Regions from separate parts of the Homo sapiens genome. Here region 2 is linked to region 1. The links are chromatin contacts, found by Hi-C or POLR2A ChIA-PET in ENCODE. All regions are on one chromosome and are shown on one strand. The core of a region is the stretch at or near the end of the contact, and the rest is flanking DNA. Distances in the headings are between cores, read along the strand shown. Region 1 has its middle 77 kb from the start of LINC02957. Region 2 overlaps AUH (AU RNA binding methylglutaconyl-CoA hydratase).

Evidence for each region. Hi-C counts contacts between places; a loop is a spot of excess contacts on that map. ChIA-PET counts read pairs that join two places held with the same protein, here RNA polymerase II (POLR2A). Pooled maps may share reads with other maps.
Region 2: a loop to region 1 is called in a map of ascending aorta, with 3 times the contacts of the local background. The contact joins two enhancer-like sites. A Hi-C loop is called at or near these places in 2 of 168 maps with a recorded cell type or tissue (ascending aorta and prostate gland), 13 of 37 single-sample maps with no recorded cell type and 9 of 50 pooled maps. POLR2A ChIA-PET finds 5 or more read pairs at or near these places in 1 of 52 experiments (MCF 10A).

Annotation. Positions count from the first base shown.
Region 1 is chr9:90,916,537-90,922,720 of GRCh38, reverse strand. No RefSeq gene overlaps it. Among named protein-coding and RNA genes, the nearest start is that of LINC02957, 77 kb to the left of the region's middle. RefSeq lists a silencer at 1,225-1,387. Within about 2 kb of position 1,465, at least 12 of the 41 ENCODE cell types and tissues checked have a DNase peak (open chromatin) inside an H3K27ac peak, as active enhancers do.
Region 2 is chr9:91,207,193-91,213,904 of GRCh38, reverse strand. AUH (AU RNA binding methylglutaconyl-CoA hydratase) reads left to right here. Exons shown (of 10, transcript NM_001698.3): 10 at 1-82. Among named protein-coding and RNA genes, the nearest start is that of LINC02937, 47 kb to the right of the region's middle. RefSeq lists an enhancer at 5,429-5,488. Within about 2 kb of position 1,749, at least 6 of the 41 ENCODE cell types and tissues checked have a DNase peak (open chromatin) inside an H3K27ac peak, as active enhancers do.

The DNA of each region.
Region 1 (6,184 bases), core at 216-2,715:
TGGATATGTGGCCCTTGTGGTCACGTAAGGCTCTAAGCTCAGAAGGACTCTATGCTTGTCTGATTCTCATCTGTTGCCATCTTGAAATGCTTCATAATTTGATCTTTGAACTTGGGTTTTGTAAGTGAAGTCCGACGGAGCCACAAACCGTGTGCATGTGCAGAGACACAGGTGATATATGTGTCCCCGTTCCTTGCTGCTCCATTCACGCTCCCAAGGCCCATGCATACAGAATTCCAGTGGATTCCGGTGCAGTTCAGCGACACTGAAGGCGAGTAGAAGGTAATCGTGCTCTACCACAGAAGGAGGGGCATATGGAAGCCGTACAAAGCCACACACGATCTGTTGGAACCAGAACTTGTTTCAAATGCCTAAAGAAGGCAAAGGCCTTCTAAGAAACAGAACAATGAAGGCATCCTATCCCATCCCTTCTTACCTGGGCTACTTCCAGTATTCGACAACCACGAACTTTGAAAATGATGACATACGAGGAAAGATGAGGACAGGGCAACCCAGAGTTCCTGTCCTTCAGTGCTTTCTCCCTCATTAGTCAGCTGAAGATAAGAGGGTGCTGGCGCACGTGCATGTAGCAAGAAGTAAAATACAAACAGTTGAGCTACTTTTCAGCAGCATTGTCGCTGTTATGGTAGAAATGAAATACACATGCATGCTCGAGCCACATAACACAAACCATAATTTCAGTGATTCCTCATGTGAGTTAAACACTTTTGTATTTGCATTTAAAACTAGCATTGCACAAATGATAAAATTCATGCTAATACTTTAAAATTTTAACTTGGAATGACATTAAATAACATGAAAAATGCAGCACATCAAGAAAGAGACTCTGGAAGAGAGGAAAAAGCTGTATATTTTAGTATTGTTATGCCTTTTTCTTGCTTTTTGAACAGGACTTCCACATTTTAGTTTAGCACCAGGTTCTGCAGACCAGATAGCCAGTCCTATTTAAAAGGGCCCACCAACGCATGGCAGAATGCATTTTAAAAAGATTTATTTTGGAACTTCAAAGGTAAAGAGAAGTTTTTGAAGTTTCCAGAGAGAAAGAAGGGTTAATTTACAAGAAATGAAGTGCCTGCGGCCAGCAATGTGGAGCTGGGTCAAGAGCGCTGTGGCTCTTTGAGCATAGGGCACCGACTGTGGCTGGCCAGGGCTTGTGTGTGGCCCAGGGCTTCTGAGCAGGCTCATCCCTTCTGAGCAGGCTCATCCCATGTCTTGACCTGGTCTGGAAACCAAAGGAAGGTGCAGCGGACAGCAGCTGGGGGGCAGGGGTAGACTGGGCACACGAGGCTCATTGTGAAATCCCAGGGCGTCTCCTGGGAGCTTGTCTGCACAGAGCTGGCAGGGCCAGTGCTGGAGCCAAGCCAGGTTCCAGAAACGTGCCCAGACACAGCTTGGCAAGGTGGTGGGCTGCAGCATGTGAGGACAGGAGGAACACAGTGTCCCTGAGCTCTGCTGCTCCAGAGCTGGGCTCCGTGGAAGAACCAGGAGGCTGAAGAGGGTGAGTGCACCAGCACTGAGGTGCGCCATGGGCTGCTTTCGAGGCTCAGGTTTCCTGTGTCAGTGGATGGGCAGGGCCAGCTCTGTGTGCTGCGGGTTTGTGCGCTGAGACACAACACATGCAGACACACACAGACATACAGATACATGCAGACACACAGACTCATAAGACACACATGTACATACAGACACACAGATACATGCAGACACACAGACTCATAAGACACACAAGTACACACAGACACACAGATACCCAGATACACACAGATACACAGACTCATACAGACACACATGTACATATAAACAGACACACAGATACATACAGATACAAAGACTCATACAGATACACATGTACATACAGACACACAGACACACAGGTACATAGATACACAGACTCATACAGCCATACATGTACATACAGACACACAGACACACAGACACATGCAGACACACAGACTCATAAGATACACATGGGCATACAGACACATAGATACATACAGATACACAGACTCATACAGACACACATGTATGTAAGACACACAGACACACAGATACAGATACATGCAGACACAGACTCATAAGACACACATGTATATATAGACACACAGACACAGATACATGCAGACACACAGACTCATACAGACACACATGTACATACAGACACACAGATACACGCAGATACACATAGACATGGACATACACATGTACATACACACACAGACCCATAAAGGGACACTTAGACACACAGACACACATACAGACATACACGCAGACATACATGCAGACGTATATACGGACACACACACAGACACAAAATGGAAACTTTTTCCTTGGCTCTTCAAATACAGAAAAATCATCCAAACAATTCATTTTGGCCAAGCCAACTCATGCCGGCATTAGGAGTTGGGGGCCAATGCAGAGAGTGCAGCTCTGCCTGCTGTCCTTCTCCTTTACTGCCCTGGTAGAAGCGCTGATGAGCACGGCAGCCAAGGCTGTCCAGGAGGGGATGCATGGAGCACAATGCTTGGACACAGTCCAGCCAGCAAGGAGAGGCTGGCTGGGTCCCTCCCAGGGCACCCAGACTGTTCCAGGGCTGTGGGAGGCCCAAGAGAGGAACAGAGCGACCCGTTTCCCGAGAGCTTGGCAGCCTCAAAGTAGTGGGGACGTCATGTTCTGGGGCCCGAGGGAGAGGTCGTCAGCCATAGAAAGAGGGAAAACTATGTGGGGAAGGAGCCATGGGCTAAGGTTTCAGGCCCCAGGAAGGACTCGCTGGAACAGCACGGGCTGAGTGGGAGCCCATGCCAGGCCAACAGTGAGGCCTGGCATGGGAAAGTGCCTGTACAGCCGCCTTGTGAGGAGTCAAAGACGTGGAGGACATGCCGGGAGAAATGAGCACAAGCAGGTTTCCGTGCTGCCGAAATTCTGTGCATCCTGAAGATGCTTCATTCCAACGGAGGGAATGCAAGTCCACAGAGGTTTCCAGAAGTCACCAACCATGGAATGCTTTCTCTCTTCCACTGACAATACCCATGCAAGAACACGGCAGAGGCTGAAATGGTCTTGGGGCAGGGGAGAGACTCCGGCCTCGGAGGGTCTCACCCTACTGCACAGCACATTAAGCCCACCCTGCGAGGTCGACAGAGGGCTGAAGCTGAAAGCCCATTGTATGGGCAACAAAGGACGAGCACCCAGGCTGGGTTGCCTCCAGTCTCTTTCCTCAGTGTGGCTTCCTGGGCAGAAAGCACATGGCTGGGTTGATCCCTATGGCAGGCCCAGGCCAGGTGAGGCAAGTGAGTGTCCTTAAGCTACGCCCCAGTGTCCCCTTCTCTCACCTCAGCCCTGGCCCTGGCTGAGGAGAACAGGTGGTCCTCAGCCATCTGGGGGTGATGGCAAGCCTGGAGCGGGTTCCGTGCAGATCACATAAGAACAAGGCTGAAGTACTAGGGACACTCACACAGCCCCGGCTTCCCAGGATGGACCTGGGGGTGGCAAACGGCTCTCCATCCACAGGGACCCCTGGGCTGGGCCATGTAACTGTAGGGCATTGCCAGAATCAGGGTCACCATGGGCTGGGCACTCAGAGGCTGTTCCAGGTGGGAGTCCACACTCCAGGCCCAGGGCAGTGCCTGCCCTCCGTGGTAGAAAGAGCTCATGCCTTTCTAGCACAACTCCTGAAGGGTAAATAGCTACAAGTGAAGGGGCACCCTATGCAGGGAGGACAGTCATCAACTGTCATCAACACTGACTTTTTGTTTGTTTGTTTGTTTTTGAGATGGAGTCTCGCTCTGTTGCTTTGTCACCCAGGCTGGAGTGCAATGGCACAATCTTGGCTGACTGCAACCTCTGCCTCTTGGGTTCAAGCGATTCTCCTGCCTCAGCCTCCTGAATAGCTGGGATTACAGGTGCATGCCACAGATGGCTGTGACATGGCTGGTTTCATACCCCCACAGTGAACTACGCACATGCGGTAACTGTGGCTCAGGTGGTACGGAAGGCACAGTAGGAGGCTCAGGTCATCTGGCCACTAAGTCCTACCCTCACATATCTGGGTGCTTTGGTTATACAGAACCCATGTCCTGAAGAATCCATATCGGGCTTCTGTCTAGGAAGATTTCACACCCTGCGCATTGCAAAAGGCCATGGAAAAATGGTGGCTGCTAAGAGTTATTACTTATAGAGGCAAAGTGATGTGCAAATATTATAGAAGGTCAGTATTATTATTATCATCATCAATATCTTGTGCAGAAGAGGAAACCAAAGCTCAGAGAGGTTGAGCAACTTGCTCAGTTTCACACAGACAGTAAAAAAGCATTTTTAAAAGATCCTCAAATTGAGGTGCTCTGGAATCCATGGACATAGTCCACCTTCCTGGAGCATCTGAAAATCCACTGGGTATAATATGGAGACCATGAAGGTTTGCTGTGCCTCCCTCCCCAGCCTATCCTACTCTCCTTTGACAACCGTGGCCCGAACTTCAGCTCCAGCGTCTCCAGTGATGTCTACATCATGACAAAACTGAAAGTTAAAGGTAAAAGCAGTAATTATCTGCAAAACAGCTAATTTTTGTTTCGCTGAATTTGTTTAATTTTGCAGCTGTTCTGGGGATCTCATGATTCATAAGGAGCCCTACAGATCTAGAAGGTTGTGTGTCTTCTGCTCTAGAATCAGAACCAATAGGACATATATAGATATGTGAGACATTATAGGAATTGGCTCATATGTTTATGGAGGTGGAGAAGTCCCATGATCTGCCATCTGCAGGTTGGAGACCCAGGAAGGCTGGTGGTGTAACTCAGTCTTAGTCCAAAGGCCTGATAACCGGACGAGCTGATGGTGTGAGTCCCAGTTAGAATCCAAAGGCTCTAGAACCAGAAGCACCAGTGTCCGAGGGCAGAAGATGGATATATCAGCTCAAGCAGAGAGAGCGGATTTGCCCTTCTTCTGCCCTTTGGCTCTATCCAGGCCCTCAGCAGATTGGATGGTGCCTACCCACATTGGTGAGAGTGGATCTTCTTAGTCTACTGATGGAAATGCTCATCTCTTCACAAAATGCCCTAACAGACACACACAGAAACAACGTTTTACCAGCTATCTGGGCATTCCTTAGCCCAGGCAAGTTGACACATAAAATTAACCATCATAAGTCCACTTCTTGTCAACTTAACACCAAAAGGCATCTTCTTAAACTATGCTAATCTTCAAATAAAGACAATACCAATGTCATGCTATCTGCCTATCTTGCATACAACCCAAAACTCACTAATCCCTTCCCCACAAGAGAAGGCAAGGGCCTTCGGTGATGTTTACTCTTCTCCTTGATATCTCATAATTTAAATACTATAATGTAAGATTGACAATACTTAAGTATTCATATAAAGTCAATGTATTGTGTGTTACAGGATAAGGGAATAAGAGAGGAAAGAAAAAAAGATATTTGCTTACTTTGCATACACACAAATGTATTCTTAACAAAACAGGGAGAAAGTACTCATAACAGTTACAGTCCTGGTTTCTGTAACTGGTCACATGGCCACAGTAAGTATCTATAACCACTTTATTCCACCGACGCATTCTGTATTCCCTTTGCCTTCAGCAAGCCCCTCAGGTGGTTATGAGTTTTTACCTGGTGCAGTGACCCAAACCTTCATTCCTGAATTTTCCATTGAGCTTAATCACAAGGCATAGTAATACTAAGAGACGCCCTAAGGAATTTCCTATGTTCTAGACATACTCTTCCTTACTTCCATTGTGGAGCAGCAATCCAATTTCCCTTTGATAGTCAAGATCAATCACCCCAGCCAGCAATATCATTCTCTTCTTGGCCTGTTGACTCAGAGACACGAAGAGCCCACAATGGCTGGATGACAGTCTTCATTTCCAGTTGGAAGTTGTGGAAGTTGTAGAAATTATGGAATCATTGTTGCATCTCCTGGTGGAAGCATTCTTCCCTCTGGAGCTAAGACATTTAGGCTAGCAGGGCATAAAGTTGTGGGAACAGGAAGCAAAAATGTTGCCAGTGGCTCACTAGGGGTGATGGTGAGTGGTGTATCTCCCATTTCCACTGCCTGATTCCCGGACCAGTGAGTCGTGGCTATGGGACAAACAACACCATCGATTGGAGGCTGATTCAGAGTGTATAGTTTATGTCCCAGAGTCATCTCCCTGG
Region 2 (6,712 bases), core at 500-2,999, 290 kb before region 1:
TATACATATATCTAAACCTGAAAAATGAATTGATATTCTGAGTGAAAACTACCTAATATAAATAAAATTAGTGAAAAGAAAACATGGGAATTTTTCTCTTACCCCATTCTTTTTGAATTGACTAAATCATTGCATGCTGGACTTTAGAAGAAACAACCCTTTCATTGCTGCTTCTATCAGGCAACCTCTTTACATGGTCAGTCCTGTAATACAGTATTGAAGGTGAAGAATGAATCCAAAGACTGAAGCCAAAGAACCAAAGCGGACAGGAGACCTAGTGCAGTGGGACTTGCTGGGACCTCCTCCCAGCAAGTGGTGTGGTCGCCGACTGGCCTAGGAAAGGCGATGTTTGCACACAAAGGAGGAAAGAAAATGGGGCAGCCAGGATTGGAGCATGGAAATGGCTTGGGGTCATGGATTAAAGTGGAGACTGTTCTCTGCTTCCCTACCCTCTGCTATTTGCCTCCAATTTCTGTAAGGGAAAGAGGTGAACTTAACAACCCTTTGTCCTAACAAACACCTGCCTTCCTACCCAGGCCAGGTCAAGAAGCTGTAAACGGCCTCCAGGTTGCATGCCTGAGTAGCCACACCTGGGGAGTAGGCACTGGTGGGAGTTGTGTGGGACATTGGGAACTGGAGAATTCGCTGTGGAAAAAAGGAGAACATTCTGATGCCTTTAAGTAATTTGAGATAGCTCTACTTTACATTCATTTTACCAAACCACCCTGCCTTCCTAGTTTGTGTCAGGTCTGAGTCTGGTCATGCCAGAGACAACGTCCCCGGGAGTGCCCCTGCAGCAAGCTTCACTGTGGTACAGCCCAGCTGTGTCCCTAAGGTGTCCTCCTTTCACATTTCCATGTATCAGATAAACACCCATTTTACTGTGGATTTACATCCTCATTGTGGCGACTTCATTGCTATTTGAAGGCATGTAGGCTTCATTTTTTTAATTCTGAAACTTACATTTTTTAACTTAGGAATTTGAACTCAACCTCAATTCTAAAATTCTTATAAGAGGCAAATGTGGACTGGCTGGCTGCTGATGTCTGTCCTGACAAAGGTAGGCGGTGTCTTCACTCATGTTTGGACACTAAGGTGAGCGCTATTTTCTTTATGACCTTTGGTGCTGAGGCTCTGCGGATTTATGATGATTGCTCAGCTGATCATCATACTATAAAGAGGGCTTACTAAAATTCACATTTGGCACTCTCTGTGGTGGTCGTATCGGGTGGCATGCATACTAAACTTGCTGGGCTATTCGTTTTGTGCGTGATAATTTGCACCTAAAATGCTGGTGGTGGTTTTCATAGCCTTTTAAAGGTTGCAGGGCCAGTTTGTCCTATCCATGACATGCTAAATACCACTTTCTCTTGAACTGAGCAGGAAATAATTATGTCGTTAGGGAAAAATATTAAGAGTGTGCTGTGTGAGTCGTTTCTCTTGGATTCATACTCTAGTCTACTGTCACTGATCGAGCACCATTTAATTTCCTAACAAGTTCTGATGAAGTCACTGGAATGTATCTGAAAGTAAAGTCCTGTAGTGACTTAAGGTATTGCAGACTTCATGTATTATGGCAGAGAAAAGTGCCTGTCCAATTCTCTGAATAAATGTTTGCCTTTCTCTTGATTTTCCTTTCAGTATCGGTCTTGCTGCTAAGCAGTCCTGATCCTCCCCCAAGTCAAGCTCACAGGGCTCTGGATAGGGCCGTGCTACCTAGGGAGGGTCCCCTGCATGGGCTGCTCCTCTTTTCTCCAGCACACCGCCTGTTGGTGCACAGAGTTGGAAATGCAGTAGACGTATCCATGTGTTCAGACTAGGTTAGAGAAGGCTCTCAAGGAGGATGAGTGATCAAGCACAGATAGAATTCAGAAGATGAAAGCAAAATAAAGAAAAAATTTTCCGTTATCTCAGAGCATGAGGCCTACTGGTTTTGAAGTAATTTAGTGCTGGTTAATTTCTAACTTGTCTATGAAAGGAAAGGAAAAGAGGTCTCCAAGTTTCTGAAGTTCTGAGGCAAGAGAAAAGTTCTAGTAATGGCCAAAATAAGAGTCAGATTTTCTGAGACTGATTTCTGTAATGTAAAGGATCATTTCACGTTTGCTTTGTTCTTAATAATGATGGATCTGGTTTTCCTGTTAATCATTTTTTTTGTTGTTTTTCTAGCAATCAAAAATTGGCTTGTCACAAAGTGTTACTTTTCTGATAGCACTTTTCTAAGTGTGAATAGGCCAAAGTAGTGGAGTGTCGATTCATGGATCAGCACTTAGAAAAAGTGTGTACCTGCACATGGGTGTGTTGCTGGCCCGCCATCGGCCCTTTTCCTCACTTGACCTGAACTTCTACCTCTGGTGATATGCCCTACATTTGCTCTTATTCGGGCTCCAAGGATCCTGGCACACACATTCAGAAATAGTTAATCATGCCATTATTTGTCTACCGATCTAGTAAAATATTAACTAATACTTACATCAGTACGTATTGAACTTTATCAGAATAGCAATAGAAGTTATTTTCTCATAGTATATTAATAACTATACATGTTTCACAAAAAATAAAACATTTTAAAGTTAGTTGCTAATATTCTGGTAACACAACATAAGAGGTACTTTTCTGCATAAATGAAGCAGGATACAGATTGTGATTTGGGGTATTTTGGGAGGTGGAAGGTGGCTGAATCCTCTGTTCAATTGTATTTGTGTCTCAGGCTCCAAAAATATCACTGTTTCAAATGCTTGCCTTTGGATTTTCACAGTCTTCTTTGGGACCTCCAGAAATTCAGCTACCCCTTAGAGGGTTAGCACCTAATAAGCAACCCAAAATAATTCTCAGGGCAGCATGAGAGATCTGGGGACCTGGTGGGGAAAATAAAGGATGTCAAGGACAGACCAAGACATGCACCCATGTGGCTCAGGAGCAGCCCAGGAGACGCGCCTGTGTGGCAAGACATGAGATGGCCCCTTTTCCGGGAGCTGGCAGTTCCCTCAGGGGCCCCAAAGTGAGCTCCTAGGAACCAACATGTAAGGTCCTTTTTAAAGGCCTAATATAGAAACAGTACTGTGTGGTGTTTTGATTTAAGGAAACATTTTGACAAGATCACTGAAAATACCCTCTAAATAAGATGAGTGAATAAGAGCTGGGTATTATGGTAATACTGAGTAACATTTATGAAGCCATTCATACCTACCAGATGCTTTACAGACACTACATCCCCGAAAGGATAGGCACTTTGGTTATTCTGTGGCACAGAGGAAGAGAAAACCATAGAGGGATCACTTACCCACAGCCCCACGGCATGTACATGCTGGAGTCAGGAATTACACCCAGGGCTACTGGCCCTTTTGTCACTGTTGAGCTTGAAAACAGCCAAACAGCATAACAGAAGGCTGCTGATACGTGTGTTTTCGTCAACCAAGAGGGAGTAGTGTCCTTTGCTCTGATTTGGTCAACAATTTTCTCATTACTTGGAAAGATACCAAAAGTGTGCTTATCAGCAGATCTGATGACACAGGCAAGTAATGTAACAATTAGAGCTAATGCCCACTCAGCGCCTCCTCTATCAGACACTGTGCGTTTTCACACCTAATACCAAAATCTTATGAAATGGGTTTGCTGATTTATAGTTTAAGAAACTGAGGCAGCAGGATTCATGCTGGGCATTCTGTGTTCTGGGTTCCAATGTTTAACGGCTATACCATCAAGGGCACGGAGCCAGTCTTGGTAGATGTGAATGATGCTTGGATCTGTCAAGATGCTAGTAGTGATTGGTGTATGTCCTCACAACTCAGTTCCCCCTAAAACCAGCAACTGGAGTATAAGTGTGAAGACTCATGGTTTGATAGCAATGCTTGTCAAAAAGGGGGCAAGATGGCCTGTAATCCCAGCACTTTGGGAGGCCGAGGTGGGCAGATCACGAGGTCAGGAGATCGAGACCATCCTGGCTAACATGGTGAAACCCCGCCTCTACTAAAAATACAAAAATTAGCCGGGCATGGTGGCGGGCCCCTGTAGTCCCAGCTACTCGGGAGGCTGAGGCAGGAGAATGGCGTGAACCCAGGAGGTGGAGCTTGCAGTGAGCCGAGATCGCGCCACCGCATTCCAGCCTGGGCGACAGAGCAAGACTCCATCTCTAAAATAAAATAAAAAACAAAAAGGGGGCAAGATGTGCTCCCTGTGGGTCAAGAGTGTCCCAGACAGCTTTTGGGAAGGGTGACAGGTGTGTTGCTCTATTTGGCCCTGGTCAGACTCATCTGGATTGTTGTATTCAGTACTCAGCATTGCAATTTCAGGTGGTCATAGATTCACTCTGTAGTTTTCTGTAAAGCACACAGGAGCTCTTTGGCCAAGTTTCAGCTCCACCGAAGTCAGCGATGAGACCGTGGACAAAGTGCCTCATGTCCCTGAGCCCATTTCTTCATTTGTAGAAGAATCCAGTAGTTCAGGATGGTTTTGAAGACCCAGTCACATTGGATGTGATCTGTATAAAAGTGCTTTATGTGGTGGTCGTGTTTTATTTGTTTCATATTTCAGAAGACGGGAAGGTGGGTCTCGCAACCATGGCTGGTTTGGAGGCATGTACAAGAACCTGGGCTCTTCACTCAGGAAAAGAGAAGTCTAGGGAAACATGGTAGCTGCCTCCAGTAGAACTGCAATATGAAACAGGTCTTCAGAGGCTTCCAGGGCGAGGGGAAACCATGCAGGGCTCCTCCCCACCTCCCCACTTCTGCTTGTTGCTCTGCGCTTGTCCAGAGACAAGAGATGTTGACTAAAGTCTATGCAGGGAAGTTACTTACACCCTCCTAGGTCCAAAAGCTGCCCACTGCCTCTGGAGTGTTAGAGCAGAAAGTGGGCAGGCATGGGCAGGGCCATTGCTGCGGGAAGTTAAGAGGCACCAGAGGACAGTTCTTCCAACTTAGACGGTTTTTGTGAAGTGAAAGCAGACTGCAGGCCTCCAGCACTGGCGCAGACTCTGACTGGTGCAGGCCTCTAACACTGGCATGGATTTAGCAGATGAGAAAGATGGGTCTCCTTACAAATACTGGTCACTAGTGAGTTGGGCCTTGAGAGACAGAGAAAACAGGTATCTGCCTAAGGTGTGTCTGGTTAACTATATTGGCCCTTGAGGTAATCTACAATTTAAGGAGTTTTAGTTCCTCTAACATTTTAAGAAATCATTCTCATGTTTGAGTGCCATGTTTATAGTACCAATTTTGGGGGCCAGGGTGGGAAGATTGCCCTGAGCAAAGCTGTCCATTTTCCCATCATCTAGTTGGTTTTCATGGAGCGGCCCACCTGCTCCCCACCTCAGGAGATACTGGAGGACTCTAGCCCTGCGGTGGCTGTGGTCAGGCCAAGGGCAGGCCAGGCTTCCTTCCTAGGCTTCAGTTCATTCCCCCATCTTGCTGCCAAGGTACCTTTAGATGTTTTGGTCCCCTAAAGCATTTAAACAGACTGTCGTGTAAAATGCTGTCTGAACAAAGTCTCCCATGAACCCACGGCACAGTGTGTACCTGAACCTCCCAAGAGAAATAGTAAAATCACCACATCATCAAGTTGCAGCTCAGGGACTACGTAGCTTTAGTGGTGATGTTTGCAGGAAAAGGTTTCAGAGAAATTTGAAAATTGGCAGGTGCACTTTCTTGACCTTTCCAAAAATAGTCTGAGTCACTTTCACTTTCAGCCTTCAAACTGTGTTGAATGAAACCTTTGTGCAGTTTACAGAAAGTGAAGAACTGTTTGGCAAGAGAGAGAAGTTCGAGCTCCTAATAGCCTCGGCTGCATTGAGTAACATTTCTTTTGAGTTGTCTATTAACACTTTCCTGAAACATGCTTTTTATGACGCCTAGAACTTGTGTAAGAGTGACTGTAATTTGAGTTATTTAAAAATGTAAGTACAAGAAATGTGTCACACGCCATAAGAGCTAGGAAATGACAGCTCACATTCATCTTGGTGGAAGGAAACTCTAATTATTGGAAGATGTGATTGGAGTATTTGTTCTTAATACCTACGGTGGCTCTGTTATATGCTTGCCTAACACCAGTATTGGCTTGCAAATAACACTGAAAAGCTCCTTTCTTTTCCTCTGGTCTTTGTGGGAAGGCATGGTATGAGTCGAGATTGCTAAACCACTCTTCTGAGAGGACTCAGAGAGAGTGTTTATCCTAGACTATCCATGGCCCTGGTACTTCTGAGTTCAGTTGTGGTGTGATCTCATTAGTCCAGGCTCAGAATGGCTCGGTAACCTCAAAACTCCAAGCCCTCGGTGCTTGCTTTGCTTCCCTAGACTTGCAGCTTATGTACGCCCACATGTGCTTCATGCGTATTAAAAATGCTTGCATGTGTAGATAGGAAGATATATGTTGACTGTCCTGAAAAACTTGACATACCTAACATTTAAAATTGTTTTGAGTTTCCCCCGGGGATAAACTAGTCTTCAAATGTAAACGTGATGAGCAGCGTAGGGGCTATGGTACCAGAGAAAAGAGCCGAATCTCGGCCCTGGTCCAGCCCTACCTCTCGTGCTCTGTCACCTGCAGCAGAGGTGGAGTGGGGGCCATGTCTGTGAGCGGGACCTCATCTTGTCTATTCCTCAGACCCACCCAAGGGCAGGGATTCCCAAAACTGCTGGTACCTGTAAGAGGTATTGTATTCTTGGACTCCATTCCATAACCTCTCATCAGGATTCTGGGTTTGGAACTCTAGAATCAATGT